Linked DNA regions of Mus musculus: regions 1, 2 and 3 are each linked to region 4. The links are chromatin loops, found by intact Hi-C in ENCODE. Cell type or tissue: heart. All regions are shown on one strand. Each heading gives the region's core, and the rest is flanking DNA. Links, peaks and the distances in the headings are about the cores only. Region 1 has its middle 9.1 kb from the start of Foxj2. Region 2 holds the start of Necap1 (NECAP endocytosis associated 1). Region 3 holds the start of Rimklb (ribosomal modification protein rimK-like family member B). Region 4 holds the start of Phc1 (polyhomeotic 1).

Evidence for each region. Hi-C counts contacts between places; a loop is a spot of excess contacts. Peaks named below come from ENCODE experiments on the same cell type or tissue, not always from the same donor. Only the 100,000 strongest peaks of a DNase experiment are listed, where the experiment ranks them.
Region 1: it touches region 4 in a loop (5-fold over the local background); 2 of 42 quality-filtered maps call a loop at or near these places.
Region 2: it touches region 4 in a loop (2.8-fold over the local background); 2 of 42 quality-filtered maps call a loop at or near these places.
Region 3: it touches region 4 in a loop (2.8-fold over the local background); 2 of 42 quality-filtered maps call a loop at or near these places.

The regions. Positions count from the first base shown.
Region 1 is chr6:122,807,419-122,814,842 of GRCm38, forward strand. No RefSeq gene overlaps it. Among named protein-coding and RNA genes, the nearest start is that of Foxj2, 9.1 kb to the right of the region's middle. In heart, for the core only: CTCF peaks have their summits at 3,953, 4,560 and 5,464 (motif pointing right); DNase peaks (open chromatin) are centred at 3,603, 4,033 and 4,763; H3K4me3 peaks cover 2,511 bases; H3K27ac peaks cover 2,593 bases.
Region 2 is chr6:122,869,885-122,877,308 of GRCm38, forward strand. It overlaps Necap1 (NECAP endocytosis associated 1), which reads left to right and starts at 4,673. Exons shown (of 8, transcript NM_026267.3): 1 at 4,673-4,779. The coding sequence starts at 4,685. In heart, for the core only: a CTCF peak has its summit at 4,571; DNase peaks (open chromatin) are centred at 3,097 and 4,627; H3K4me3 peaks cover 1,971 bases; H3K27ac peaks cover 1,021 bases.
Region 3 is chr6:122,484,330-122,491,753 of GRCm38, forward strand. It overlaps Rimklb (ribosomal modification protein rimK-like family member B), which reads right to left and starts at 1,976. Exons shown (of 6, transcript NM_027664.1): 1 at 1,762-1,976. In heart, for the core only: no CTCF peak of the experiment used is centred there; no DNase peak of the experiment used is centred there; H3K4me3 peaks cover 1,869 bases; H3K27ac peaks cover 1,590 bases; H3K27me3 peaks cover 2,221 bases.
Region 4 is chr6:122,337,848-122,345,101 of GRCm38, forward strand. It overlaps Phc1 (polyhomeotic 1), which reads right to left and starts at 1,810. Exons shown (of 16, transcript NM_001355215.1): 1 at 1,751-1,810; 2 at 625-633. The coding sequence starts at 628. In heart, for the core only: a CTCF peak has its summit at 2,302; DNase peaks (open chromatin) are centred at 2,114 and 2,734; H3K4me3 peaks cover 2,591 bases; H3K27ac peaks cover 2,226 bases.

The DNA.
Region 1 (7,424 bases), core at 961-5,960, 470 kb after region 4:
ATTTCAGTTCAATGAACACTCGTTTTAGAATCATGACCATAATACACTAGTAAATACTAAGGGTAGTTTGAGGGATCTCTCTCTGACTTTGTGAATGCATAGTTTAGGAGGGGATTTAAACATAAGAGTCATTGCTTGGGATCAGTCTGATATGGCTAATTAAAGTAAATATTTATTTTTATGTGTGTGTGTGTGTGCGCGTGCCTGAGTGTACTTATGTGTACCACATGCATGCAGAAACCCAAGACCATCAGAAGAGTCTCCTGGAACTGGAGTTACAGGAGATTGTGAATGACATCATGGGTGCTGAGAACCAAATGAGGGTCTCCTTCAAGAGCAGTAAGTGCTCTTACCCGTCCAACCACCTCTCCAGCCAATAGGGCAAATTGTTAGGGAAAGTTCAGAATACTTTATCTGAAAGGAAGTTGGGGAAACATGAATGTCGCAGTATTTCTGAGACAGAAGAAACCTAAAGGCCAGGTGTGGTGGGATACACCTGTGATCCTAGCCCCTTTGAGGAAGAGGCAGGACATCAGGAGTTCTAGGTCACCCTTGCCTCTCTGTCCCAAGAACTAGCTGTGTACCATCATGTGGCTCTCTCATATGGTTCTTGTAGGCAGGGATTAGAGTGATGGACTATCTCAAATTTTTTTAGAACTGAGGAGTGGGTCTTCTTTGCTAAGTACAGATGAGAGGCCAAATCTTTAAATTCAGACTCCATTTTTAGAGAACCTGACCTAACTTTGAACTCAGGTAAACTAACAGGCCAGTACCTAGCATTAGTGTCCAAGTTAGCCCCCAACAAAACCAGAGCCTAGCTCGAGTCTCTAGGCTCAACCCCCAACAAGACCTGCATCTCCAGGTTACACCCCTAACAAGACCAACATTCCCAGGTTACTACCCCAACACATCTGCCTCCCCAGGTTACAATTCCACCCCTTGCCTAACAGCCACCAATGCAGAGGGGAGTAAAAATTAAGTTTATTATTTAATTTCCAGCACCAGCCAGTTATGCTAAAGGCCATAGTAGCTTTCCAATTAGATGCTTGCACACTTATCCCCAACTTGCTGCTTACTATAAAACCTTGCCCCAATAGATATTCTAGGTTCCCTCTCCACCAAGTCGGGGATGAGCTAGCTTGAAAAGAATTAAGACCCTGCTGTGAGTTGCATCAGATCAGCTCCTGTCTGTTGTGTGTGTGTGTGATCACTAACACTTCCCTGGCACTACACAGAATATTCCTGGACAACCTGGGTCTGTGGTCTTTGTAACAGGGACTTGGCCTGATGCACCTTCCAGCTGTTGAAGTATCTCATACAAAGTTGAAAAGTATCTCATACAAAGCAGGTGTTGAAAAATGTCAAAAACTACTTATTGGAGTTATAGGGTGGAAATTAATAAAGGAGGCCAGGATTTTTAGCTATAAATTATGATCTGCATACTTTACAGATATGGAATGTAAAATAAAGCACCTATGGCTTGCTAGCATGACTATGGGACAGTGCTGGCTTTAGTCTACCATTCCAGGACTAATCACTATTACTTCATGGGCATAGTTGGCTGTCAAGGCCATAGTAGCAACAACAGTAGCTTTCTGATGCCTGGCTCACAGCACCGCTCAGTGGGGTCATCAAGTTAACAATGTCAGCAACACAGTGCTGATTCCTTACCCTCTGAGGCTCCCTGGAAGATGAGCTCAGTAGTTGAATTCTTGGAGTCATTTCTCCCTTTTTTTTCCCTAAAGATTTATTTTTTATTTACATGAGTACACTGCAGCTGTCTTCAGACACACACCAGAAGAGTGCATCGGATCCCATTACAGATGGTTGTGAGCCACCAAGTGGTTGCTGGGAATTGAACTCAGGACCTCTGGCAGAGCATTCAGTGCTCGTAACCACTGAGCCATCTCTCCAGCCCTCTTGGAGTCATTTCTAAGATGCTGCAGCACTTGCAACAATTTTGTAAGCACCGAGTCCCCGTCATTAAAACCTTTTCTACATAAAGCCCTTTCTATTCACTGTAACCTACCCTGCCAAATGTAATGCACAGCTAAGCAAACCCCCTCCTGTCTCCCCATAAACACCCATTGCATTGAACTATATCTGGCTGTTCTGGAACTCAAGTAGGCTAGGCTGTTCTCAAACTCAGATCTGCCTGCTTCTGCCTCCTAAGTGAGGAGATTAAAGGCCTGAGCCATCATCCCCTGCTCCCCCACTAGTCTTTTGAGGTCTTATGGCTGGTTTTGGGGTCTCCAGATATAAGAGAAATTGGTAGCTATTATTGTTTTAGAAGAGGGAGCCAGACTTCAGTGAACCAAGAGGATTCCCCTTGAATCTAAGGTTCTATCTGATTCAACAATCTCAAGTTCAGTTGTCCGACTTCTCTCTTGCCCTCTTGGGCTCTTCCCTTCTTCCTCCCTTCCCCATTCCCTTCCCCCTCTATCCATGTGTTCATGGATGGCCTCTACTTCTCCCTCTCTGCCTCTACTACCTTCTTAACTCTCCAGGCCCTGAATAAACTTTATTCTATACTATTAAAAAAAAAAAAAACCAACAAACTCAAGTTCATTGCCTTCTTTTCAAAATTTAATTATGAATTAATGAACACATGTAATTATTTTTATAACACAAGTGGTTAAGTGAGAATTTAAAAAGTGGGGAGGGTTCATAAGACATACAAGGGCATCTTTAAAAATAATATCTTTCCCCTCATACTTTGTCTTCTTCTGTGTATGCACTGCCTGTCCCAGACACAAGAGAGTGAAGTGCCTGCCTATGCAGAAGAGTTTCAGTTCAGATTTTTTTTTTTTTGAGTCTAATTGGGCTGTCCTGGATCTCGCTGTGTTTGAGCAGGCTTGCCTCAAATTCAGAAATTAGCCTGCAAGCCTCCCAAACTACAGGATTAAAGGGGTGAGTCACCAAGCTAGTTTATTTTGAGTTCTTTTCACTTTCAACCATCAATACGCCCCTCCCCCATCGTCAAATTTAATCCAGACTTGCTTCTCTCTACGTAGTCGAGGATGACTTTGAACTTCTGAACATCCTCATCCTGCCTTCACCTCACATCACAGGTGTACGCCAACACGCCTAGTTTTGTCTTCTTGCGTGCATGAAAGACAACCTCCAGCCCCACTCCATTTCCGTTCTCTACGTGGAGATAAATCCCTTGCGTTTCCTTTTCACCATTTCATTCATTCCCGTTGGTACCGTGACTAAAAGGGAAGCCTGGGCTCAAAAGTTAAGTGTGAATATCGGGTATATTCCAGGAAGCCAGTGTACGCGCTCCCTCCCGAGGAGTAAGTAAACAGGAAACTATCGATCCCATGCAGGAAATGACCTTTGTGAGGGCAAAGTAGGTGAGCCGGTTTCCCTCGCTTTCCCTGAGTTCCCTTCCTAACTCATTTCCGGGTGTCAACCCATTTGGTCCTCCCCTACAAAACCAGCGTCGGCTGGCTCTTCACGGTCCACCCTAGAATTCCTCCCTGAGAGACCGGCCAATAGGCCCGGTACCTTTACGGACATTTTTATGCCCTGTTTTACATCACGGCAAACCTCCGCCAATCACTAACTGGGGGAGGAGGTACCAAAATAATCTTTACTTCCTCCCCAAATGGCCACCCTTCACCGCATCATCCTTTGATGGACTACCCAGGTGGCCAACCCTCGCTCAGTCCAGGGCCCAGCCCATGCTCAACTCCACCAGTCAGGACAAAGGAGAGGCATGCCCCCCCCCCCTTTTTGGAAATGCCTTGACGCTAGGCGTCCGGGCACCGGGGAAGTTACAACTTTGTACAGTCTGTGCTGCCAGCGTCCGGGTCTATCTCGGATCCAGTCTGGTGCCCCGGCGCCCACCCGGGATGGCCCCGCGGGCCCCGTCTCAGCCGCCTTTGCAGTGGCTCGCGGGTCTATCTCGGAGCCCGCGCTGCGCTCCCAGCCCCGGACGCTGGGCCGGCAGCCGGGGGCGCGGATCTTTCCATCCGCCTACCGCCGCTCTCCTCCCTCCTCTCCTCCGCGTTCCGGGCCGGGCTGACACCGGGGTGGGCGGAGCCGAGAGCTTGCTCAGAGCGGGGAGAGGCTGGCGCCTCTTAAGGTGGAACAGACCCATCGCTGGGCCTCCCTGGGTGTGCGACTCCCGCCCCAGCCTCGCTCTAAACGCTCGCTCTCGTCTCCCTAGCGAGCCTCGGTTCTCTACATAGTTTAGAAATTAATCAGGATGTAAAATGAACGCATAAACTGAAAAAGAAAAAAAAGTCAAGAAGATGCAAACTACTCAGAGAACTTTTATTATACTTGTGTTCTTTATTCCAGGGACTACAATCTTTAAGTGGTAGGTTTTTTTGTTTGTTTGTTTTTTTCCTTCCTCTTTCGGATGTTCAAATAAGAACTCACATTTTGCCTGATGAACATGATACACATGAGTCATTTGTATGCCGGTTTAGTGACACCGCCCCCCCACCCCTAACATGGACGACAAATATACTAAGGGAAGCAGAAACCTGGAGCCTGGTGGCTATAGGCTGCCTCTTATAGTTGGCCAATGATTCGTAGAGGGAGCTAAAGAGCAGAGGTGCTGCTATCTCAACGCCTTTGTAAAATGGATGAAAATCTGCTGCTTTCTGGATTTGGTTTGACGCAGAATTGTTCCTGTATAAAGGAAAAGCAGGGACAAAAACGGGGCAGAGACTGAAGAAAGGCTATCCCATGACCGGCCCAACTTGGGATCCATCCCACGCACAGGCACCAAACCCGGATACAATTACTGATGCCATGTTGTGCTTGCAGCCTAGCATAGCTGTCTTCTGAAAGGTTCTACCAACAGCTGACTGAATCAGATGCAGATACTTACAGCCAACCATTGGACTGAGTTCGAGACCCCTATGGAAAGGATTGAAGGAGCTGAAGAGTATGGCAACCCCATAGGAAGACCAACAGTATTAACTAACGGGGACTCCTGGGAGGTCCTAGAGACTAAGCCACCAACCAAAGAGCATACACGGGCTGATCCGTGGCCCTGCACATATGTAACACAGGACTGACTGCCTTGTCTGGGCTCAGTGGGAGAGGATGCACCTACTCCTTAGAGACTTGATACCCCAGGAAGGGGAATGCTGGGATGTGTGTGTACCTTCCCAGAGGCGAAGGGGAGGGAGGATGGGGTGAAGAACTCTGGAAAGAGGGACCAGGAAGGGGGGCAACATTTGGAATGTAAATGAAATAATAACAACAATTAAAAAGGATGTAGTGTAAATTAAAGATACTAGGTAACGATACATACACAAAACATGATAGCAAACATTTTACTATTTCTTTTTAATTTTTTTAAAAGCTCTGTTGTAAAATTTCAAACACAAAAGTAGAGAGAATGACAATGACATCTTATATTTTTATCTTATTAATATCTATCGTGTATGTGTGTATATATATATATCCGCATTACATGCATGTAGGAGCCAGGAGAGGTCAGAAGAGGGAGTTAGTCTCCTGCAACTGGGAGTTACAGCCAGTTGTGAACAGTGGACAGCAGGGCTCGAATGTAAATGGGGACCTCTGTTAGAGCAGCAAGTGCTCTTAATCTCTGAGCCATCTCTCCAGCTCTAACTTTATTTTCACTCTTGTACATGCATGTGAGCATGACACGGAATAGTACACATGTGACTACATGTGCCCTCAGCACCCAGGGGAGAGAATCCAGATCTCCTGGAGCTTGAGTCACAGGTGGTGGTGGTAGAGGCTGGACTTGCGTGTCCAATTGGGTCCTCTGCAAGAGCTGAAATCTTAGCTATCTCTTTAGCCTGAGAACAACATGTATGCTTAAATGTTGCAATAAGCAATATTTGGCCAATATTTTGCCACCTCTACTTTCCTCCTGGTCACTTGATTATTTTGAGACAAATTTCAGACATTTCATGCTTAAGTCACTCTAATACACATTTTTAAATATCCCTTAAAAATAATGGAATTTCATTAATCCACCTTTGTTTGTTTTTCAAGGCAGGGTTTCTCTGTGTAGCCTTGGTTGTCCTGAAACTCACTCTGTAGACCAGACTGGCCTCGAACTTATAACATCTGTGTGTACTTCTGCCTCCTGAGTGCTGGGATTAAAGACTTAGACACCACCACTACCTGGCCCATTGTTTATTATTTCCTTCCTTTGTTCCAACTCCCCTGCTTCCCCCTCTTCTTCTTCCTCTTCTCTTTTTCTTTTTTCCATCCCATTCCTCCTCCCACTTGTCTCCAAGAAGATGCCCCCCCCCCCATTGTTTATAAGACCTATTTTATTTTAAATTACGTGTATGTGTTTGTGCGTGTGAGTGCAGGTGTTCAGAAGTGCCACATCCCCTGGTTGTCCAACATGGGCACTGGGACTGGAGCTCAGGTCCTCTAGGAAGGCATGTGCTCTTAAATCGCTGAGTCATCTCTTCAGCCCCATGAATAATTATTTATCTAGGTTTTTGTTTTTGTTTTTGTTTTTTTTTGAGACAGGCTGGTTTTTAATTTACTACCTACACAGCTGAGAATAATCTTAAACTACGGGTCCTCTTGTCTTTACCTCCTGAGTGCTGGGGTTACAAGTATATGTTACTATGCTTGGCTCCCTTTCATATCTAAAAATGTAAGAAATCTTGATTCTAAGCAGCATGTGATGGAACACATCTCTCTACTGACTGCATTTGGGAGGCAGAGGCAGGCCTGTGGGTTTAATGCCAGTCAGGGCTACATAGTGAGACTCAGAAGAAATTTGAATTCTTGGTACTACCAAGTGAATATTGAAACTTTGCCATTTGCCTTATAGTATTTTTTCCCAATTGCCCTATTCCAATCAGGATTCCCCTTAAAGGTTTGTATCCCGTATTTTATGGACATATCTCTTGATCCATAGTAATTCAATTGACTGTTGAGTCTTTTAAGCCCCTTTTCTCTCTAGCCCACTCCTCTAATCTAAGGGCATTACATAGATGAAGTCATGCAAGCCTTCTGAAAACTATGAAATATGTATTATTATCCCTCTATTTCTGATGAGGAGACTGCATAGGAAAACAATCACAAAAGCAGTGATCAATTTAGTTATTATGTTTTGAAGCTGATGCTTGCGTATACAAACTTTTATCATATTCCATGGGATACATTGTCTTTAAAAGTGACCATTTGATCAGGAGTTCAAAGTCATCCTGTACTATATAATTAAGTTCAAGGTCAGTGTAGGCTATAGGAAAATTCTTTTCAAAAAGAAGAAAAGGAAAAGGCTTGTAAAATGTATCTGTGATATGTTAATTACATATGAAGAGTTGCAGGGCCTGGAGAGATGGCTGTGTGGTTAGAAGGAAGTACTGTTTTTCCAAAGGACCTGCATTTACTTCACAGCATCCAAGGAGGCTCACAGCATCTGAAACTCCAGCTCCAGGGAGTCTAATGCTCTCTTCTGC
Region 2 (7,424 bases), core at 1,595-6,594, 530 kb after region 4:
ATATTTTCTTAATGACGCACCCTTACTCCGACTCCACCAGTTTCATGGCATAGTAAGGAATGGCTACAGTTGGTGTGAAAAGCAAACGCTAGGCTTAGTGCCTTACTCTTCTAATTGCAGCTAGCGCTTGAGACATGCCTCACATTTTTGTTATGGGGATTCTTTGAGGGTGAATCACAGCCTCAAGCCTCCTGGGTCTGAATCATCCTTTGCAGTCGCTGCAGCAGAGCAAGAGGACAGGTTTCCCTGAAATCGTCAGGAAACGGAATCCTAACTTCTCATTTTCAACTTTAAGCCAGTGTCCCCAACTGAGACCGAGTCTTCGGCTTTTTAATGACCTGATCTCGTTTTCTCCACATAGGCAAAGATGGGTTTGACTCAAAGGACTGGGACTCAAAGTCATTTTGAGCTCCTGGCTAAATACTTGTCAGGTCCCATGTGCTGCTCAGGATGTTGAGAATAGCAAACAAACAAATTACTCCTCAGATTTAGAGATTATCAACTGAGAGTTGCAGGCTGGGCTAGTTTAACCTGACTCAGTAACTACAGCACAATATTCGTGTGTAAGGAGTAAGAGTGGCTACACTTAGGTCAATGGGTGACACTCTCCACTGTTTAATTTACATTACATGGACCTATGCTAGGGCTGATGTCATGTTTCCTACATGTACTTGTTGAATTGTTCATTTGTTTAATTTTAGTGTGTGTGTGTGTGTGAGATGACCTGTGTGGGAAGGTCAAAGGACAGCTTTCAAGAGTTGCTTCTCTCTTTCTACCTTTTTGAGGCAGGGTCTCTCTTGTTTCGGCTGTGCTGTGAAGCACAGGGCTGGCTGTCATTGTCTGCAGCTGTCTACTGTGGGCTCTAAGGGTCGAACTTAGGTCATTGGACTTGCATGGCAGGTGAGGTATCCACTCATCCATCTTGCAGGTCCAGGTTTCTACTAAAAGTATTTTGAATTATACATCTAGTACATGTATACCGTAAAGATCCTGTGCAGACATGCTTAAAGAGGAGTTAAGTTTCGTTTTCATGGTCTCTTTTCAAATGCGTTTCCCAATTGGTTACAGACGCTGGCTGTGTGTCCCCTTCTAAGTTTTCTATGTGTAGCTAAGTCTACACATAGAATGTTGTGTTGGTTAATGTGACTGCCAACTTCAGAGGATCCGACAACACCTTGGAAAAAGACTCTACACTTTTTATACTTGAGAAATAACTTTTGGCTTATTTTACATGAAAAGTTTATGTACACGATTCTGTAACTAGCATCTTGTGTGCTGCCCAGATGGTATAGTGCCATGTGGTGAAAAATATTACTTCAAAAATTATGAGACAAGTCAGGTGTGGTGGCACATGCCTTTGATCCCAGCAATCAGGAAGCAGAGGCAGATGGATCTCTGAGAATCCTGTGTGAGGCCAGTTTATTAAAAATGGTTTATTTTTATCTTATGAGCTTTGGTGTTTTGCCTGCATGTGTGTCTGTGTGAGGGTGTTGGATCCCCTGGAATTGGGTTACAGACAGCTGTGAACTGCCATGTGGGTGGTGGGAATTGAACCTGGGTCTATCTGGAAAAGTAGCTCTTAACTGCTTAGCCATCTCTCCAGCCTCAAGAGTTAGGGATATTATACCCTAATAAATACCATTGATAATGTTGTTCTGGACAAAGGTGTAAGGCAGAATTTATAAACTTGTTAAAAATAACTTTTTATGTGTGGGTAAAGATGATTGAAAAAGTAAATAAATATGTGACTCATTTTCATGGTTACATTGCATTAAAAGTAATCACAGTTTGAAATGGGCAAGGTGACATCATTTCCAAGAAAAGTGTTTTCCTACAACGTGGCTAAATCACATACACGTGGGAAGTCACACAGAAGAGAGATTTTTTTTTTTCAGCAGCTAATCTGAACCTGTGAGCTATGTAAGCTACTTGTCCTCCAGTGGTGGGTAGAAGTGAATTCTAGTTAAGGCACCCTAACATCCCCCCATTCCCCAATCAGGCAGGTGTTCACTACATAGCCCAGGCCGGCCTTAAACTCATCAAGTTCTGCTGGCCTGGGCTTCCTGGGTGCTGGGATTAATGTCACAGTCAAGGCATTATTAATTATTTTGATTGAGATTTGAACAAATGCTAACCAGGTCGTAATGATAATATAATACAAATATATCTACAGTTCTTACGATATACTAGAAATTGTGCTGAAGACCAGTGATACGGGGGCAACTGGGAACTCCTTTAGGGTACCTCATAATATAAGAATTTAAGGGCTGACTCAGATGGAAGCACAGGACGGTATTATTGGTTTAAAAGAAAAACATCCGACCAGGGGAGCTGTAGAACCTCAGCTGATGCTCAAAGGGGAATAAAGGAGGAAAGAAGGGAAGAGCCAAGCCATGCCACATAACCTGGGTTTGGTTCTAAGCATCATCATCTGTAACTCCACCTTGAGGAAATCCAGTGCTTTCCTCTGGTCTCTGTGGTACCCATAGACAAGCACTCGTACATTAAAAAGAAACAAGCAAGCAAACAGAAGATGAGGAACAAATCCCAGAGACAGTGATATTTAAATTAGACTTCAAGATCTTACTAAGGAGTAAGTGAGAAACATATGTGGACATACATGTTCAGAAGTAGAACTAAATATGGAGGTGAGTGTGCTTGCACCTGTAATAGCACTTAGGAAGCAGAAACAGGAGAAGCCTGGCCAAGAGAATGGGATGCTGCCACAAACAAACCACCACCAGGAAAATTAGGATAATATGGCCATCTAAATCAGAGAGGACACTGTAAGACCATGGAAAATGGTGTGCTGCACGTGTAGAAGAGGCCAGTGTGTATTTCCTCATTATTTTGCTAATATCCCGTATTATGTTTGTTGGTTTTAAAATACTAAACAAACTACAAATTCTTGGAGTAAGCTGCAGGTGGTTATCGTATATCATACCTTACATGTGGCAAGAAGGAGTGTAAGATTAGGGAGAGTTAACTATGTGAAACCAGAAGTCTCTAGGATGACCAGATTTGGGGAGAAAAAAATACATAGCACTTGAAAGGTGAACCAGGGGCTGGGGCCTCAGTAAGGGATTGTCAGCACTGCTGATCCAGAAAGAGGAAACGAAAGAGTTCAATGCGGTATAGTAACATGACCGAGGCTTCCGTTGAGATCATAGGTTTAGAAATAGGAAACCAGTAAAAGACCATTTTTTCTGTCTGTTTTCTTTTTTATGTCTCCATCCACAGTGTATGTATTCTCTTTATAACATGTGTTGGAGAAGTATATGATAGAAAAAAAAGTTTTTGGTTGGGGATGTAGCTAAATTGATAGAATGCTTGCCTAGTTCTCACAAAACCCTGGATGTGATCCAAAACACTGAAAAAAAGAAAAGAAAAGAGTGTGGTGACACATGCCTGTAATTCCAGTACTATGGTGGCAGGAGGATTACAAGTTCAAAGTCATTCTTTAGTACATAATGAGATGAGGGCCAGCCTGGACTACATTGAAACTCTGTCTCCAAATAAACAGACATGAACAAACAAAAAGCTAGTGGAACTGTTAAAGGCTACACCCACTTAATATTTGGAGAGTTCTGCTAAATGTCCCTTCAAAGCAGCGTTGGATCAATTTATAGTCCTGGCAACCGTAGCCAGTCTCTACATCCTTACCAGCCAATTAAAGTCTAATTCTTTTTTTTTTTTTTTTTTAAAGATTTATTTATTGGTTATATGTAAGTACACTGTAGCTGTCTTCAAACACTCCAGAAGAGGGAGTCAGATCTCGTTATGGATGGTTGTGAGCCACCATGTGGTTGCTGGGATTTGAACTCCAGACCTTTGGAAGAGCAGTCAGGTGCTCTTACCCACTGAGCCATCTCACCAACCCTAAAGTCTAATTCTTGTTGAACTGGCTTTGCTAGGCAAAGCAGACCAATCAGAAGTAAAAGTCAACCAGTCGATAGAATGCAATGAAAGAGGCTGCTACTGGTGTTTTGGGGGGGACAAGATAAGATCAGACTTGGTTTTGCCACTTGAAGTCAGTGCCATCTAAAACATTTCTAAGTTACACTGTTGTAAGCTTACATTTATTTGCGAGTGCACAAAGAACATATTTGTGGATAGAGCTGTTTAGTACTCATCGTGATGTGTAGCCAGCTGGGCTACTCATGCTGAGGGATGCTAGATAGCATTTAGCACTGTAATCAGTCATTTTAATATGGAGAAGTCACCAACAAAACCTACAAAATTGCAAAAAAACAAAACAACCCCATGGTAGCACTTAATAGATTATGCATTGGACACTTGCTTATGAGAACAGAATGAGAAAGCAGAGATTCATTTTGTCCAACCTCTGTTTTGTTTTCGTATATTCAGTGACTTTTTTTTTTTTTTTTTCTGGTTACCGTTTGAAGGTAGGTAAAAGAGAACTGAATTCTTATTTTTAATTTTTCGCTGGGGAAAGAGCCCAACCCGAGGCCTTGGCAGGCAAGTGCTCTACCACTGAGCCTGTCTTTGCCGTTACTCAAGATGGCGAGCCAGGCGCATCAGCGTTTCCAGATTGTAACAGGTTTTGCGCCGCCTAGAGGTTAACCTCGAAGCTGTACCCGAGCGGAAGTGACGCGAAGGAAGCCGTCGGCGTCTCAGCCCGCCCCCACCCGTGCCCCGCCCCCGCGGCGCTAGCGGAGCCAAGATGGCGGCAGAGCTGGAATATGAGTCCGTGCTGTGTGTGAAGCCCGACGTCAGCGTCTACCGGATTCCGCCGCGGGCCTCCAACCGCGGTTACAGGTACCCAGGGGGATTTGCAGCCGGCGCCCGCCGGGGTGACGGTTGTGTCCTTGGGCAGCAGCCATCGGCTCGAGCCGCTGCCGCCGTAGTTAGCCTGCCACCCGGGCTGCCGGCGGCTCCGTCTACTTTTCTGTTTTGCTGGAACTCTGATTTTGTTTTCTTTTCTTCCTGCCGTCATGCGTCTTTCCACCTCTCCTCCCCATCCCTCCCCCTGAGACATCGTCTGCTCCTCGTCATCCGCAATCCATTCATGCCTGCTCCATCTGTTACTCTTGCTGCGACCTTTGGCTTGTAATCCTCCACGCGCGCGTCCGCACACGCACACGGCACGCTCCCCCCCCTCCCCCCGCGCTTCTGATCCCGCCTGACACTTGTCCGGAATGGTAGTTTTGCTGTCCACTGTTTAGATGATCTATTTTAATTGATACTGTTGTCATTCTCGCCAAGTGTCATCATCCTTTAGTTTTTTTTTTTTTTTGGGGGGGGGGGGCGCAGTAGGCACACGTTAAGATCTTGTATTCCAGTGATGAGCTATTGCGTGTTTTCATTTTGTTTGTGTGTGTGTACCCCTCCCCCCCACACATTGATTATGTAGGGATTTCTGCCTTCCTATCAATCCAGTCACCTCTCTTAGAGCTTTCCCAGAGTCAGTGCAGCATTTTTTTTTTTTTTTTTTTTTTTTTTCCTCTTGTAAGGCCTGACAACCTTGTAATCCAGTGATTGAGGTTTTGGGCTGTTGTAGGATGTTAAGGAGTTCAAAGAGAATTCGCTGGGATTTGTGTTGAAAACTCTTTAGGTCTGAGCCCTCGACACTAAATAGCTGTGTAATTTATGAGCCAATCAATGTTTTTCTTCCCCAGGCCTTAAGGGTTCTCATTTGTAAAACAGGAGAAGTAGCGTGAGAAGACTGTGCACGTCTTGTGTACCTCACAGGTTTTTATTTGTTTTAGAGGTATGTGTATGGGTGTTTTGTCTGTCTGTATGAGTGGGTATGCCTTGTGCTCACAGAGGTCAGAGTGATGTTGTGAGACATCAGATCTCCAGGAACTGGAGTCACTGATGTTGGTGAACCATCATCTGGGTGCTGGCAACTGAACCCCTGTCTTCTGCAGGAGCAACAAGTGTTCTTAACTACTGAGCCATTTCCCCAACCCCTTCACAGGTTTTTTTTTGAGAGTTAAATAAAAGAGTATAGGGTAACTAAATCGTTATAAAAATACAGTACTAGTAGTATCCCTTTTCTGACCTACATACCTTCATGGTTTTTCTCTTGCTGGAAAGTTACCTTCTCCACATCTCCATTTTGCTTCCTAACCAGAGGGTCATTCATCATTGATGAGTTGTTTTGTACAGACCTGTGCAGTGGGCCCTACGAGTTGTATATCTTTTGGTAAAGGAGTTGCCACTCAGATCTCACATTGACCATGACTGAAACTCAGCATGATGGTAGTCACAGGTACCACGTTATGATTTAGCTTACACATTGCTCTACCTGAGTCTTTGGTTCAGGCCAGCTCTCTGCGGACTTCCATAGCACTTTATGTTCATCTCTATCTCTGCTTTACTGTCCAGTCTTCTGAGCTCCAGGGTGGAATGAATAGCCTGAAGTCTTGTTAAACTGTATCTGTGGGGACTGGAAGGACCAGCATAGTGTCTTGCACCTAGTAGGCACTCAGCAAATGCTCACTGGAAAAAGAAATTGGAGCCCATCTCAGGTAAAGTGCTTACTGTGAGGGCTGAAAAACCAGCATCTGATCTCCCAAATCCATGTGACTTTACACATTGTCTTCTGCCTGCCACATATGTGTTAGGGCATGGCTCACACACATATACATACATGGATAATACATTTAAAAAGAAGATATTGGATTATCCAACTAACCCAATCACATAAGCTAGCAATGGCTGAACTGCTAAGTAAAGGAGTCTCTCTAGGGGCTAAGGTACATTGAAGTCTTCTGTTTTTCTTTGACTTCAAGCCTCCCCGCCTCTGTCTACAGTCTCATTTATTTCATACCCTTTATCCTCTTATCAGGTCACTGCAGCATCCCATTAAAGCAGTTTCTTAATTTTTTTGTTTCCTATGCTTATTTTGATATTTCTTACTATCCAAGGGGCATCCTGTCGTTACTCACTCTTTCAGAATAGTGACTGAAAAGTAAAAAATGAAGTTTGCAGCTGCGAGTGGTGACACATACCTCTGATCTCAGCACGTGAGAGATGGAGGTATATGCGGATCAGGAGTGTAAGGCTATCCTTGGCTACAGGAGGCTCTATCTGAACCTCTGAAACAAGAACTGGACTGCAGAGGTGGCTCAATGGTTAAGAGCACTGCTGCTCTTTGTAGAGGGCCTAGGTTCCATTCTCAGCACATACAGTGGGAGGTTCAAAACTGCTGTAACCCCAGTTCCAGGGGATCTGATACTGTCTGGCCTTGACAATCACCTGTGTACACATGCATAAATAAAAAAAAAGAAAAGAAAAGAAAACCTTTGCCCTTCCCCCTAATAACATAAAAGCAAATACGTTTAACCTTTTATTTTGTAGGAAAGTCACTTCTTGAACTTTAATCTTCTCATCTTCAGAAATAAACATTGATTCTTAGCATGCAAGATACATTCACCTGGTTAGGTAAATGAAAACGT
Region 3 (7,424 bases), core at 1,063-6,062, 150 kb after region 4:
TTTCCCTCACATTTCAAAATAACGTAATGACTATAATTTTTTCAGCTTTTAATGTTTATGACTTGGATTACAGAATACTGTGAACTCACCTGCCAGAAGTTTCTCTAGGAATCCATAGTATTAAAGTGCTCACAGCGACTCACAATAAAACCCGTCCTCTCACTCTTCACATAAAATCGTAGTCCTTCCTCCACCCACTTTTCTCCCAGGTTACGATGCTATGCCCTGAATAAAGTGACTCCTGCTTCTTTCTCTGAGTGAAGAACCTATTCCTTGCCTTCGGTCCCTCCTGCCTCAATCTTCAGGGCCCAGCAGTTCAATGGCCAAAGAGGAAATGGGGGGTAAGGGGGAGAGATAACTTTGTCATTCTAACCCCCCATGCAACTACTGAAGTGTATATTCAACAGGGGCTCAATTTTTTTTTCTCCATAAAACTTGTCCAGTATAAACTAACAGAAGCCAGATGGTAGCTGGTGGGCATCGGGCAACAGGCTAAATGTAGGTTAGGCACCGAGCTCTTTATGAGATGTAAAAAGAAAGAGGACCCAGGCGGTTCTTGACTGGGTTGACTGGGTGACTGTCTAGCTCGTAGCTTTTTTTTTTGTCAGAATCGGACAAAACACTCCCCAACACATGGACTCTAGTACCTTAAGGAGCTACCAGAAAACGGAGATGAAAATAGTTTGACAAACTAAGAAGCAATGACACGAGGGACTAGAAGAGACCTACTATAAAAGACTAACAATGGTTTGGGTTACAACTGACTGAAATGTCCTTGTTTTCTTCCAAGTATCTTTAAATATATATTATCAACTGTTTTAAAACAGAAGAAATAACCTCCAACGTACCCGTTATGAAGGAGAAGAGACTTAAATGGCACTTAAATCTTTGGGATTTTGGTTAATGATTTAAGAATGTCTAGGAAAAAAAAAAGCCAAACAACGAAAAACTCTCCATATTCAACTGATATACTTTCCACATAGATTTGGAATTTAACCCAACTTCAGGCATTGGGAAAACTGCAGGCAATTGTTGGGAAAATAGCACTGAAAATTCACATTCAAGGTATATACAGGTTGGTTAGTAAAAAACCTCATTGATTTAACACTCCGTCTCTATTCATGAATTACAGGGATTACAAACCTGGGATGAGAAACAATAAATTAATAGGACTTAAGTTGTTCTCTATCCGGATGTGGGGGATCTACTCTAGTCAAACATTCAATTTGGTAACCTTCTTCCTTCTTGTTCCAAAGGTTGTTAAAGAAAAAGAAAATAGAAACAGCCGATCGCTACTCTAAATTGTACTCCTTGGGATGGACGTAGTAACATCAGGGTGAGGCTCGTAGCATCCTCCTGCCTCGGTCACGTCAAATTCTTCAGAGGAAACAAGGACAGTGGCGACAACCACACCCCTGAGGACAGCCGAGCAGCCGGCAGGTTTTACTCTAAGCAGCATTCCCAAGCTTACCACACCCCCTCGGCGACACGGGCAACCAGCCTAATTTCCACGCCGCGACCGCCGCCTCACGCCCCCTCCCGCAGGCAGCCGACTCTCAGCTTCCGCCGACTGTGGTACCCAGCGACCACCGGCCTCCGGCGCCCGCCCCCGCGCAGCGCCGCGCCGCGCCGAGTCCGCTCCCGCCGCCGCCGCCGCCGCCGAGCTCGGCTCCGGGTCGCCGGCCGAAGCCTCAGGCTCGAGGGCGCGCCCCCGGCCCACGCCCCCGCCGCCGCCGCCGCCCCGGGCGGCCCGCTGCTCACCTGGCCGCCGGCTCCTCCCTCGCCTGCCCGGCCGGCCGCCGCCTAGGAGCAAGCGCGGGCCGCGGGAAGTCCGCTGAGGAGGGGGAGGGGGCGGGATGCCGGGAGCCGCCTCCTTTCTCCTCGCCGCCGGCTCCCGCAGCCAGGCCGCGCGTCCTCACCCACTCGCCCACTTTCTCACGGCCTCGCGGTCGGCCGGCCTCTCCCTCCCTCCCCCCTCCCCCCGACGCCCGCACTCCCGTTCCTACACACTCGCTCACACCCGGCCGCCGCTCGCTCCCTCCCTCACTCGCCTGTCGCTCGACCGCGCGCGCGCGCGACCCCGCTCTCTCTCTCTCACACACACGCACTCACACACACACACTCACACACAGCGCACGACGCCGGCGAGGCCGCCCCGCGTCCCCCAGACCGAGGCGCCGCGCGCCCCCCGCCCGAGCCGAGGACCCGCGCGGCCCCGCCCCCGAGCGCCGCACTCGCGGGCGGGGGGCGGCGGCGGGCGGGGGGCGGGGCGGCGAGCGCGCTCGGCCGACTCCTGACACCTGCGAGGAGACCGCCCCGCCGCCGGAGGGGTAGCCGCGGGGCGCGCGCTCGCGAAGGGGAGGCACGCGGGCGCTCCAAGGACGCGCGCCTCGCCGCTCCACCCCCACCCCCCAAACCGTCCTCTCGGAGCCTGGAAAACGGGTAGGGGGCGAGGTTTGTTCCGCTCGGCACCGCGAGAGTAGGCCCTGCCGTTGTGCGCCCTCCCGCCCCGCGCAGCCCCTCCTTGGGCTGCGGCCGTGAGCGCTTTGATGCCCGCCGACCCCTCCGAGCCTCCGGCCGCGAGGTCTGGCCAGGGTACTCGCGCTGCCCGCTAAGGGGGCCAGCCACCCTCCCTCCCTAGCGTCCTGCCTCACCAGAAGGCAGAGATTTGGGGACAAAGATGATGGTAACTGTAATAGTCCGGATCTGCGATCGCACCGAAGACAATACCTCTGTATGGAAAGGCGCGTTAACTGCAGCCTCAGGCGAGCTTGGTACACTAAGGGAGGCTGAGGCAGGAGGATCACAGGCAGGCGATCCGATGCCTCAAAAATAAGCGATATGATAAATACTATGGGTTGGGCAGGTTCAAAGATAGACAAGGAAGCTAGAGCCAGCTTGGCGAGTTGATGTCAGAATAAACATCATATATTTTAGGAGCATTTCCTACATCCTGAAACCTAACAAATCGTCCAAAGAAGAGGCGAAACATTTGACCACAGTCCACTACTTAAGTCCCTTCTCTACACCATGAGTGAAGCCTTTACAATGAAAATGCATTCCTAAATAACTTCAGACATCAGATATGAGCTACAATTCAAACATGTTGTACCCCGTGTCAAGTCATAGCTACTGATTTCAGATCCCGAAGACCAGCAGCGCAGGTGGTTTTCTGTGGGTCACCACCCTTTCACAGAGGTCACCTAAGACCATGGAAAACAGATATTTGCATTACGATTCATAACCGTAGCAAAATTACAGTTAGGAATTAACAGTTGGGGGGGGGGTCATCATAATATCAGGAACTGTATTAAAGCATTAGGAAGGTTGAGAACCACTGGTCTAGAGGGTGGGTGAAATAATTGCTCGAAGGATAAGGCACCTGTACACCTCTGCCAAGCCAGAAGACCACTTCCCACAAGTGTGTTCTAGCTCTACCTCTGTCTCCCCACGTGTGAATACAGAGATTGTATAAATTTTAAGAGCTATACAACAACCTAGGATTGGATGACTGTTCCTGTTACCTCTGTGGTCTTCTGAAGAAAATTCGCCTCCCTAGTGACGCTAAAAGGGAGTTGCCTGCTGTATTAGGGTTCTCTAGAGTTAGAGAATTTATGAACGTCTCTCTATATTGAATTTATTGTGATGACTTACAGTCTGTAGTCCCGACAATGGCCAGCTGTGAATGGCAGTCTAGTTAAGAGTTGCTTGGTCCCACGAGGCTAGTTGTTTAAGCTGGTCTCCTGTAGAAGAAGATTCCAACAGACGTGTTGGCAAGAAAAGTGAATCTTCCTTCTTCCAAAGTCCTTATGTAGACCTCCAGCAGAAGGTGTGGCCCACCCAGATTAAGGTGTACACCACCAGGCCTGGATCTGGGACTTGCTTTGTCCCGGGCTGATCTCCTTGCCTCAATCTCTTGGGATTAAAGGTGTGTACTACCTTGCCTAAACCTGAGTTTTTCCTGGCTACTTTACCTCAGGATCTCCATGTCAAGATCCAGATCAGAAACCTGTGTCTTCCAGCCTCAAGATCTGGATCATGCCGGGCGGTGGCGGCACACGCCTTTGATCCCAGCACTTGGGAGGCAGAGGCAGGTGGATTTCTGAGTTCGAGGCCAAGCCTGGTCTACAGAGTGAGTTCCAGGACAGCCAGGGCTACACAGAGAAACCCTGTCTTGGGGAAAAAAAAATCTGGATCACAGGTGTGCCCCCCAATTCTGGATTGTAGTTCATTCCAGCTAGAGTCAAGTTGACGACCAGGAATAGCCAGCACACCTACTTTATTTAGAATTGTCATAAGGAGCTAGTAAGCACAGCAGTTCCTCAATATCCATGGTAACTGGAGCTAGGACTCTTAGGGATATTCAAGTTACATATATGAAATGGTAGGTAGTGCTTGCATAGAACCTACACACTTCCTAAACCATCTCCAGGCAATGCCATCCTGAATTCAACAAATATACAAACGGACAAAACACCTGAACATGTTTCCAGTTGTTTTTAATCTACAGTTGGTGAAGTCCAAAGAAGTCACTGACACGAAGCACCTGCTGATTATGAGTGGCTATGCTATTCTTTGTTATATCATTGAGAGCAACCTAAGCTAACCTTTGTGAAGAGGGTTTGAAGAGGAGCCAACGTGAAGTATGATATACTGCCTTAAGAAACGGGGAAGGAGGCCTGGAGTGAGCTGGGCGGAGCAAACGGGGAAGGAGCTACTCTGATAGCCAGCCCCCTGGGACATAAAGCATGGTCCACCAAAGCCAATGCCTTCTAAAAAGCCTTTTGTGATAGAGAGACACTTGATCACAAATACATGCCACAGACACAATCATGTACACGCACACGAAGAGTTTGGCAGAAAGAGAAGTTGCACAGAGCATGAACAGCGTGTTCTGTTGTAACAGAATCCAACCGATAGTAACCGTATAGCTTCCAGAAAAAGGATGCTGTGCAGGTGAAGCTGTAGCTATGCTATCACCTCACTGGCCACTTGCAATTTTAAAACGCTGCCTTTCATCCACCATATTAGCCTCCCTGCACGAACTGAGTGTATGCAATATTGGTTTAGATGTATGCTAACAGAAGGGACACAAAAAAGCAAAGCCAAAGCATGTCGTTTATGTGTTTCGCATTAAAAAAGAACCAAGGCATACATTAGGGACCTGGAAAGACTGCAGAATAAAGTGAAGACCATCCCCAAGCTCAGTTCTCAGAGAGAATGCCAGAATTCTGGTCTAAGTCCATTGAAACTTTTCCTTAGTCATATCTGAACAGCAAAATATACTTTGTTCATTTTTAAAACTCACTCTGTAGACCAGGCTGGCCTCGAACTAAGAAATCCACCTGCCTCTGCCTCCCAAGTGCTGGGATTAAAGGCATGTGCCACCCCCCCCCCCCCCCCCCCGGCATGTGTGGCCCCTTTGAGGGTTAGATAAAACAAACATAGCCCTTAAGCTTAACATATTTAACACTTCTTCTAAGCTGGTACCCAGCTTTACAACAGTCGGCTCTCAAACTGGATTCCTAGAGCTTCTTCGTGGAATGTTAGAGATTATCCTGACTCAGGTTTGACTAAGGATATAGCTCATTTTAAACTGTGGCTAAGTGCTAGATGAACACATAACCATTTAACTTTTTTTGAATGACATAATTGTGATTAAATCTCCACCTTTTCTGTCTGCAAACTCAATGCTAAGAATGGCCACACATGCCGGGCGGTGGTGGCACACGCCTTTAATCCCAGCACTTGGGAGGCAGAGGCAGGTGGATTTCTGAGTTCAAGGCCAGCCTGGTCTACAGAGTGAGTTCCAGGACAGCCAGGGCTACACAGAGAAACCCAGTCTCAGAAAACAAAAAAAAAAAAAAAAAAAAAAACAAAAAAAAAAAAAAACAAACAAACAAAAAAAAAAAGAATGGCCACACACGGAGGCTTCATGGTTGGTATAGACAGCTCTCATCTCAGATCTTCTTTAAAATAAGACTTCATTATAAGTATTTTGGCTTGGCTTAGTTATATCCCCAATGATTTGTTTCTGTTTTTGTTTTTGTTTATTAACTATTGTGTGGATGTCTTGTCTACATGTGTACTACCTGAGTCCCAGTGGGATGACAGATAGTTGTGAACTAAAGTCTGGGTGCTGGGAATTGAACTCAGGTTCTCTAGAGGAACGCCCAGTGCTGTGAGGAGCAATGGCTCACCAACCTCCTAGGGTGAGCTGAATCCCCTGGAAAGTCATACAATGCAGGTGATGCTATATACACTGGGGGTGAGAGAAGTGGGTAACATGCCAGCTTTACTTACTAGCTTTCTGGAACTGTTGCTTAACATCCATAAACCTCATTTTTTTCATCAATAAAGATCTTAGTACTGCTTTATTTAATTATGAGGGTTAATGAAGTTACCCAAACTTAATGCACTTTAACATAACTCAAACATAGTAAGAACTCAAATATTGGCCAGTATTCATGTTGATACCAAATAGTAGAGCAGCATTCAAAGAGAAATTTGTTTAGCTATGTGTGACAGTAATACAAATAATTATATTTTAATGTATGCCCTGGGCTGTGAAGCCATTAGTAAGTTTGGAAGTTCTTGGTCAAAGGAAAGATGAACTTTGAGTACACCTCAAAAAATTACCCATAGAATTGGATCTAATTATCTCTTCATTATCCAATAAGACTTCTCTGCCCAGACCCCAGCAACTCCTACTACTGTTTCCTTGCTTCTATTGTTGATGCTTTTTGTTTGAGACTGAGTCTTACTACTAAGTAACCCAGACTGACCTGATCTTCTCGCCTCAGCCTCCAGAGTGCTGAGATTACAGGGGTGTCTCAAAACACTGGGCTCTTTGTTGTTTTGTTGTCTAGTTTGGCTTGAGGGGAACAAGGTCTTACATAGGCTAGGCTGGCTTCGAACTCCTTGTGAGTAAGGATCACCGCCATGGACCATCACACCCACCCAGATCCCGGTAACTCCAGGTTCTACTTCTCTGCATTGTGTATATTGCTATGAACGCGTGCGCGCGCGCGCGCACACACACACCAATCTACACACCGATTGACAGTAATTTTGTGGGTTCTTTTTCTTTTTCTAGCTTGTAAAACAAGGGAAAAATCGTAAGTGCCCCGTAGGCACCATCTGTTGCACATCTTTTCCTTCTGGGGTTCAGGACAAGGAAACACAAGCTGGGATTAGATTAAAAAAATGAAGATAGTAAAGGAGGGATGCAAAATAGCATACATTCTCTGAATCCTACGGTGGCTACCAGCACCAAAGTGTTTTCTTTGCGGCACATCGAACTGCAGAAGTCACGTGGCTAGAGAAAAAAGTGCTGAGTGCCTTCTGTCAGAACCTCCATTGGCAAACAAGGAGTTGCTGAATCCCCCCTTCTCCCTGAGACTTCCTCCGCCAGAGTCAGCCGG
Region 4 (7,254 bases), core at 1-5,000:
GTGAACAGGTTACATACTCCCAAGTAAGTAGCATTCTAACTGAGACGAGTAAAATTCAACTTTACTAAAGTGTAAGAATTTACCCTCTGGCAGCTACATTAAAACCAGCAAAAAATAAATTAAAAGAAAAATACATATCAAAAAAAGGAAAAGAAACAAGAGAAGCAAGCAGAAACACTCTTCTAAAGCGGCTGAAAATGACATCATTTTACTCCTTAGTTTTCATTCTTTCGTTAAACTTACACTGTGTATTCTTTATTTTTGATACACTGAGGTACTAGAACTATCAGGTCTCCCAAGTACTATTTGGCTTGGGAATATAAAAGTCCGACCATAATTTCTGCTAGGGGCTATCTCTAGTTTCATTAGATGAATGGATTTATCTCAGGAATTAATCCCAAACAAGTAAACAAAAGTCAAAAGTCTCAACCTTGGCCCCTGAAGTGGAGTTTTCTCTGGATTCTCTTCCCAGCATCTCTACATCACTTAACTCTGGGACCGAACAAATGCCACTCCACACACGGATAAAATGAAAGAGGTACAGAGAGGGTATTCTATCAACTTCAGTCTACCTTTCTCCCCACATCTTTTGCCAAAATATCAAAGCACTAAACAGATACAGACCCATGAATCCTCAATATCAGCATGTGAAGGAAAAAAAGTGGGTAAGGATTAGAGGCAGCATGGCACAGTTGTACAGATTACTGGAGTTATCTCACTGCACTCAGAGACGTAAGACCCTGTTACTTGCAATAGAGCCTTATATAAAACACGTTCATCAATTCGATGACCCCCTCATTTCCCCCAGATAATGAAACAGAGAGGGCCAATTTTAAAGTCTTTTCACCAGGGAAACTGCCATCAAAAACCTCGCAGGCACACAAATCTATCTTAAAATCCTCATTTTTCAATGAATGTTGTGAGTTCCAGATTCAGTATAGAAAGTGAAGAGAGCACACCGTTTAGGTGGCAAACTCAATCAAAAATTAAAACTAAGAGTCAAAGGCCACCCTAAACGTTCCCACCTTTTGGGTGTGGGTGTGTTTAAGGACTCAACTGGGGAAGACGCACACCGATGGGAAGGAACTAGAAATTAATATTGAGGTAGACATACTACTGGGCCTATTGGGTCAGGTGTTGGAAGAAGTCAATACCCTTGAGTATAAAACTCTGTTGCAGTAAGAATGGAGTGAGAAGCAAGGGTTGAGGGGCGCCTCGGAAAGACTCCCAGGGGTTCTTGTTCTTCACAGAAGCGTGATTAAAAAAAAAAAAATGCATTTCCAAAGAGAAATCAAACACACCAGGAGAAAGGGGTGGATACAGTGCTGTGCCCGAAGCGAGCGGACTTGGTAAGCAGGGAAATGTATATTCTAATAGTAGGGAGCCAAGCAGGGGAGGCACAGAAGTCGAGGAACTGGGAGATCGGGGAGCCCGGCGGAGCGCGAGAAGCAGGGAGATAACCAGACAGCATGCTCGGATGGAAGGACCAAAGTCGGGGAAGGGAGAAATGAATGAGAAGCGGTCAGAGGCAACGAGGTGACGGACAGACAGCACCGAGCACAGCGAGCGCAAAGCACGAAGACCGGGACGCGCAGCACCCAAGCACCGCAAAGCGCAGCAGAGCGGGAGGCAGGAGCGCGGCTGGGGGAGGTACCTGGGCGTTGCACACGCCGAGGTGGCTGAGGAAACATCCCCGCGCCGCCGAGACCCCGGGATGCGGCCCCTCCCCGGCCCGCGGCCGCCCGGTTACCTTCGCGCCCGGCTCCGCACCCGAGTCCTCGCGGGGGGCGTCCACCTCAGGGGCGGGGGAGGGGGGGGGGGTCGCTCGGCCTCGGCGGCGGCGCGCCGCCTCCTCCCCTTCCTGGAGGGGCGGGGGCCCAGGCGCGGTGGGAGGTGCCCGGCGCGGCCGCCGCTCCCCGCCCCTCCCGCCGTCCGGGTGCTGGCCGCGCCGCGGCTCCGCCAGGCCGGGGGCTCGCGCGGGCCTGTCACTTCCTGCCCCGCCGCGAGGGTGGGGGGCCGAGGCCGGGGGGCCGCGGGCCGGCGGGGAGGGGGCTGCGGGGAGGTGCTTCCGGGGCAGCCGACCCCTCCTCCGGCCCGCCCCCTCCCCGCGCCCGCCCTCGCGCGCGTCCCTCGCTTCCTGTCGGCGCCCGTTGCCATGGCGACGCTGCTCCCCGGCCTCCGCGCTCTAGGCCCGAGTGGGGTTTTTTTTGTTTGTTTTTCTTTTTCTTTTCTCCCCCTGGCTCTGGCTCTCTTTCTCCTCCTTTCTTCCCCCCTTCTCTCTCTTCGAATTCCGCTCGCCGTCTGAAAGCAGACGTCTAAGAAAGCGCTGGCCTCTAGAGGGGGACTCACCTCGGAGAAGAGAGGGAGATGGGGAGAGGGGAGGGAAGTGACGTGAAAGGGGGGGAAAAAAAGAAGGTATTTTCTGCAGCTTCTGGGAATAGGGGCTCGAAAGAAAGGATCAAAGGGACCAGCAGGCACAGAGGGAGGAAGCGGAGCAAAGACCCTTGAGAAACGACGGCCTGTGAAAGGAAATAGAGCAAAGGGAAGGGAAGAGGAGAAAAGAAAAACTTTGAGATAGAGGGAACGGCGAGAGAATGCTGAGTGTTTAATCCCTCGCCCCAACTCCAAGAAGGCGGGAAACAACGCCGCACAGAAACTGAACCCGTTAGAAGCAGCAGTTCATTAAAAAGCAGGAACCTGAAGCAACTTGCTTTGAATAATACTTAAGTCTGTGACGTCAGGGTTGATTGTGTGCTTCGGAATCTCTTTAAGTCACACGCACACGTGAAAGAATCACAACGCCCAAAACAATGGAAAAGGCGGGGTGTAAAGAGATGAACAATGGTGCTGCCTTTGGGAAGGCTGAGCATATGGTGGGGGAGGCCCGTTTTATTTGCAACACAAATTTAACAGGATTTAATTATTCTCAGTCTCTCAGAGCTCTTAGAACACCTACTGTGTGCTGGCCACTCTTGGAAGCTTTTTTTTTTTTTAAACCAGAGCATTGTTAGCAAAGACAGCTGCTCTCCTTAACCTTTTACCTGCCGTAGGGTGTTACCTTGTGATAATAGCTGGGATTTGTATCTTTTGCTAACCTCAGCCATAATTAGTTGTTTTCTTGAGCCCACTCTAGATTGAAAACCCAGGTGTAATTAATTTGTATTTAAGGGGGGGGGGGGGGGGAGAGGCATTCTCATTATAAATTGATGCATTTGTGTTTGTTTCAACTCCCTCTCTTAATTGGTATAGCCAGATCTCCGTAAAGTAAGATCTTTAGGAGGCTTCTAGGAACCTGTTAAACGGGTATGCAAATCCCAAAGGGCAGCCAAAGGACTGGAGAGGCAGGAACATGGGTGTGGAGAGGTGAAAGGGTTTGCTGCCGAGCCAAGGATGATAGGTGTTGGCTGGGGATGAATGGGAACATTCTGGCAAGGAGATCTGGTGGTTAAAAAACAGGTGGAGCAGGACCCACTTCATTCAAACCTAGAACTTTGGCAGGTCAAGGTTAAAGCTTCCTTGCGGAGACTTACAAATGGCGTTTTGAGCCTCAACAGTATTCAATATCAAAGAACAACCTAAAGATGACTTTCAGATTTATATACCCTGCCAGGATAAGAAACAGGGCTTCTATAGGAAAACTCAACATCAATGAATCTGGATATGATCTGTAATATATAAACCCAGAAGAAAGCATCCAGATGCCAGTGCTTATGTCCTTATTTCCCCAACCTATAGGGTGTGTATAGATTATCAAGGCCCTTTCCCATTGTGCTCCACCCCTTAACAATGAAGAACTGCTAATAGAGCTACATTCCACCTCAAGTTTTTTGGTTTCTTTCTTTCTTTCAATCCAGTACCATTGGTTTCGTCATCTACTGGATGACAAAAGGGGATTGAAAAGTGGCCGAATAATTTCAGCTTCTATCTGACATTAGCCTAGGAATAACCCATTGCAGCACAAGCTATGTTGATCATGGGCCAAGAGTTCAATTTTCTTTTCTTTTTTTTTTAGAGTTCAATTTTCATGTAAAGATCTCCAAAGCTTACTGGGTCATAGGTCTAACTAATTTCCACCAAAATAAATTTAACTTAGTTATATATGTGTGTGTGTATATATATACATATATATATATATATATGTATATATATATATATATGTATATATATATATAATCAACAGCAAATTAAATTTACAGGAAAGCCTCCATCCACAAGAAAATCATTTCCATACCGAGTAACCTAGTTCACCTCCACCTAAACAAAGAGAAACAATTTTGTTCCCAGATGGATCTTAAGCTGTCCCCCCCTTCCCCCTCCCTCCCTCTCTTCCACCTTCCTCCCTGCTTCCCCCTCTTTGTTAAACTTTCTCATTTTCATTTAATGACTCTTCTGGAATTAGTCTTTTCTCTTTCAAAACAAATGGTTCAATTGAGTGCATGCAAGGTAACTTTGCTCTGCGTGACACTGAAGGTCATTAGCCTAAGCAGGTGTAAAGGAAATGCATTCGACCTGTTTTGCACAGAGCTGAGCCCTCCTGCTACGTCTAGAAGCGCTGGGATTTGGAAGGGGACTTGGCTGCAACTAAAACAAACAGAAGGTAAGGGAATGGAATCCCGGCCATGCACTGAGCACAGAGCAGGGTTCTTCAAGCTGACCTGTGAAGAGATAGCTCTTACTTTACAAGGGAAGCCTTCGACTGTAAATGAAGTGAAAAATGAGGAGCACATTTTTATGCAAATATGGGAAGAATGTCTTCGGGAAACAAGGCAGTGACCTCCTATATTCTAAACTACACCACCCCACCCACCTTCCACATCCCACCCCATCTTGTGGCAGTTCTTAAGGTCTAGCTGGAAGAGAGGACGATGAGCATTAAGAGCATTTTGAGACTCCAATTTTTTTTAGGGGGAGGGTTCGAGACAGGGTTTCTCTGTGTAGCCCTGGCTGTCCTGGAACTCACTTTGTAGACCAGGCTGGCCTCGAACTCAGAAATCCACCTGCCTCTGCCTCCCGAGTCCTGGGATTAAAGGCGTGCGCCACCACGCCTGTCGAGACTCCAATTTTTAAAGCCAAGTGCTGTCCAAGTCCCTTGGTTTTCAGCAGAGAAAAGGGCATTTCAGGGCTAGAGCTAACCCACTAAACATTTGTCGTTCTCCAGTTTATCTAAACCATTCTTTATGGTTTATTTAGCTTACACCACTATTTAATCATAATTTAGTGAAGTTTATGCATCAATGAGTTTAATTAATGAGCCTATCATTTATATGACAAGAGCATTCTTTGGGCACTACATTTACTTTTATAATGCTTCAAGTGTGCTCTTCTGGTCAGTATTTCAGAAGTTAGAATACAGATTCATGATAAGATTCAACTCTGATTTATACTCTCTGGGGTTATGTTCCCTAGGCCGAGAAAGCTCAGCCTCTGGGAAGCCTACTAAGGGGAAAATCAATTCAAAATATACCCGGAGCCTCTGCTGCAGCTTCAGAGACCTCCTGGAATTCAGTCCTCCAGACAATTGTTTTGGGTCAATTATAATGTTTACAGATGAAGAACATAAAGCTTGGGAAAGTTAAATCATTCAGGATTTGGTTCGTGGGAACTTAAGTAAGTTTTGGAGTAAGAATTTTAAATTAGGTTTGTGTGACACCGCAGTTCAGAACCACCTCCAGCCACAGCATAAATGAGAGATTGACATTTCCACTCAGGTATTCAGCTCTGAATGTCTGTAGAGAAGTTTGGCATTTGCCCTGTAAAAGTGACTGCAATGGACAGTCCACTCTGACTTAGTTAATATCTCCAGTTCTCCATCCAAAACACGCTGTGTAGGTAAGAACTGGGGAATACCTTAGCAAACAAGAAAGAGAAGTAACGTACACCCAAATTCCCTAAATTTTGTTTCTGGTGTTGTCGACTTTTAAGCTGGAATAAGAATAATAGAGCCTAATTTTTTTCCACTCATGAAGCCTGCGAGTATGCTCCGTTGCACGGCAAAGAGGAAGTAATGCTGTTTATCAGCTGCCCTTTAAACAACGGGCGATTCCGGAGTGTTAGCACAGCAGCTCCAGTGTGATGTGGATATATGTGAGAGTGGAGATAGGAAGCAGAAGGTGCTGAGCGGTTAGCATGACCTGAGAGGTACTCAGCCCGTTCTTGCTTACTTTAAAACACCAGGCAGCAATGAGTCAAGCAATGTGGGAAGCCTCTAGAACAGCCCTTCTCAACCTATAGGTCTCCACTCCACAGGGGTCATCAGATATTTATATTATAATTTATAACAGTAAAATTACAGTGATGAAGTAACAACGAAAAATTTTATGGTTGGGGAGGGGGGCTCACCACAGTATGAGGAACTGTATTAGAGGGTCCTAGCATTAGGAAGATTGAGAACTACTCTTCCAGAAGCTAGGAAAAAAAGTTAACTAAATAAATCTTCCCCCGAGCTCTGACAAAAGAGAACACAGCCTTCCTAACACGTTGACTTTCACCCAGCGAAATGCACATCAAATGTCTAACCTACCGAACTGGAAAGTAATACACGTGTCAATTTAAACCAGGAAATTTGTAACAGAATATTACAGTCACTGTAAAAGAACAAGGAACCAATGTTCAAAAATATGTAATAGAAGAATGTTTTCCACAAATCATACACAAGCTTCGAGTCGAGCGACATGCTGAGTAGCAGGATGCAGTCTTGCCCCACAGGCCACCTTGTTTCTCCCCACCCTGATGTGACTCACAGTCCCTCAGGTGCACCACAACATACTGCCACCTGTCAATCACCTAGTCCAACCCGCTTAGCAAACTGACTCCAGCTCATGGTTTCAGCAGGTTATCCAGGGCCCCTTTTCATGAGTTATTAGTCTCTTTAATAATAATAATAATAATCTGTCTCAAAAGAAAGATCAATGTCCATTTTAATAGAGCTTAAAAGCAAAACAAGGCAAGCAAGCTATAAACCCCTGTGGCTGCTGAGCGGAGGAGGATGGAGAAGAAGAGCACACCAGGCTTTTGAGTCGGGGTTATGTTGAGTCAGAGGCATGGTCAGTGAGCAGCCGCTCTGTGAAGGGGGAGAGTAGGGAGTGTCAGAGGCCAGGCCAGAAGCCTGGAATGTTGAGGGAAGTGGAGTGGAACAGGAAAGGGACTTAGGCTTTTAGAACAGGACAAAGGGATATATGAGCTTCTTAAATCTAGAACTCAAAAAAAGCTGGCAGGCAGAGAGGCAGGAGGATCTCTCTGAGTTCCAAGACAGTC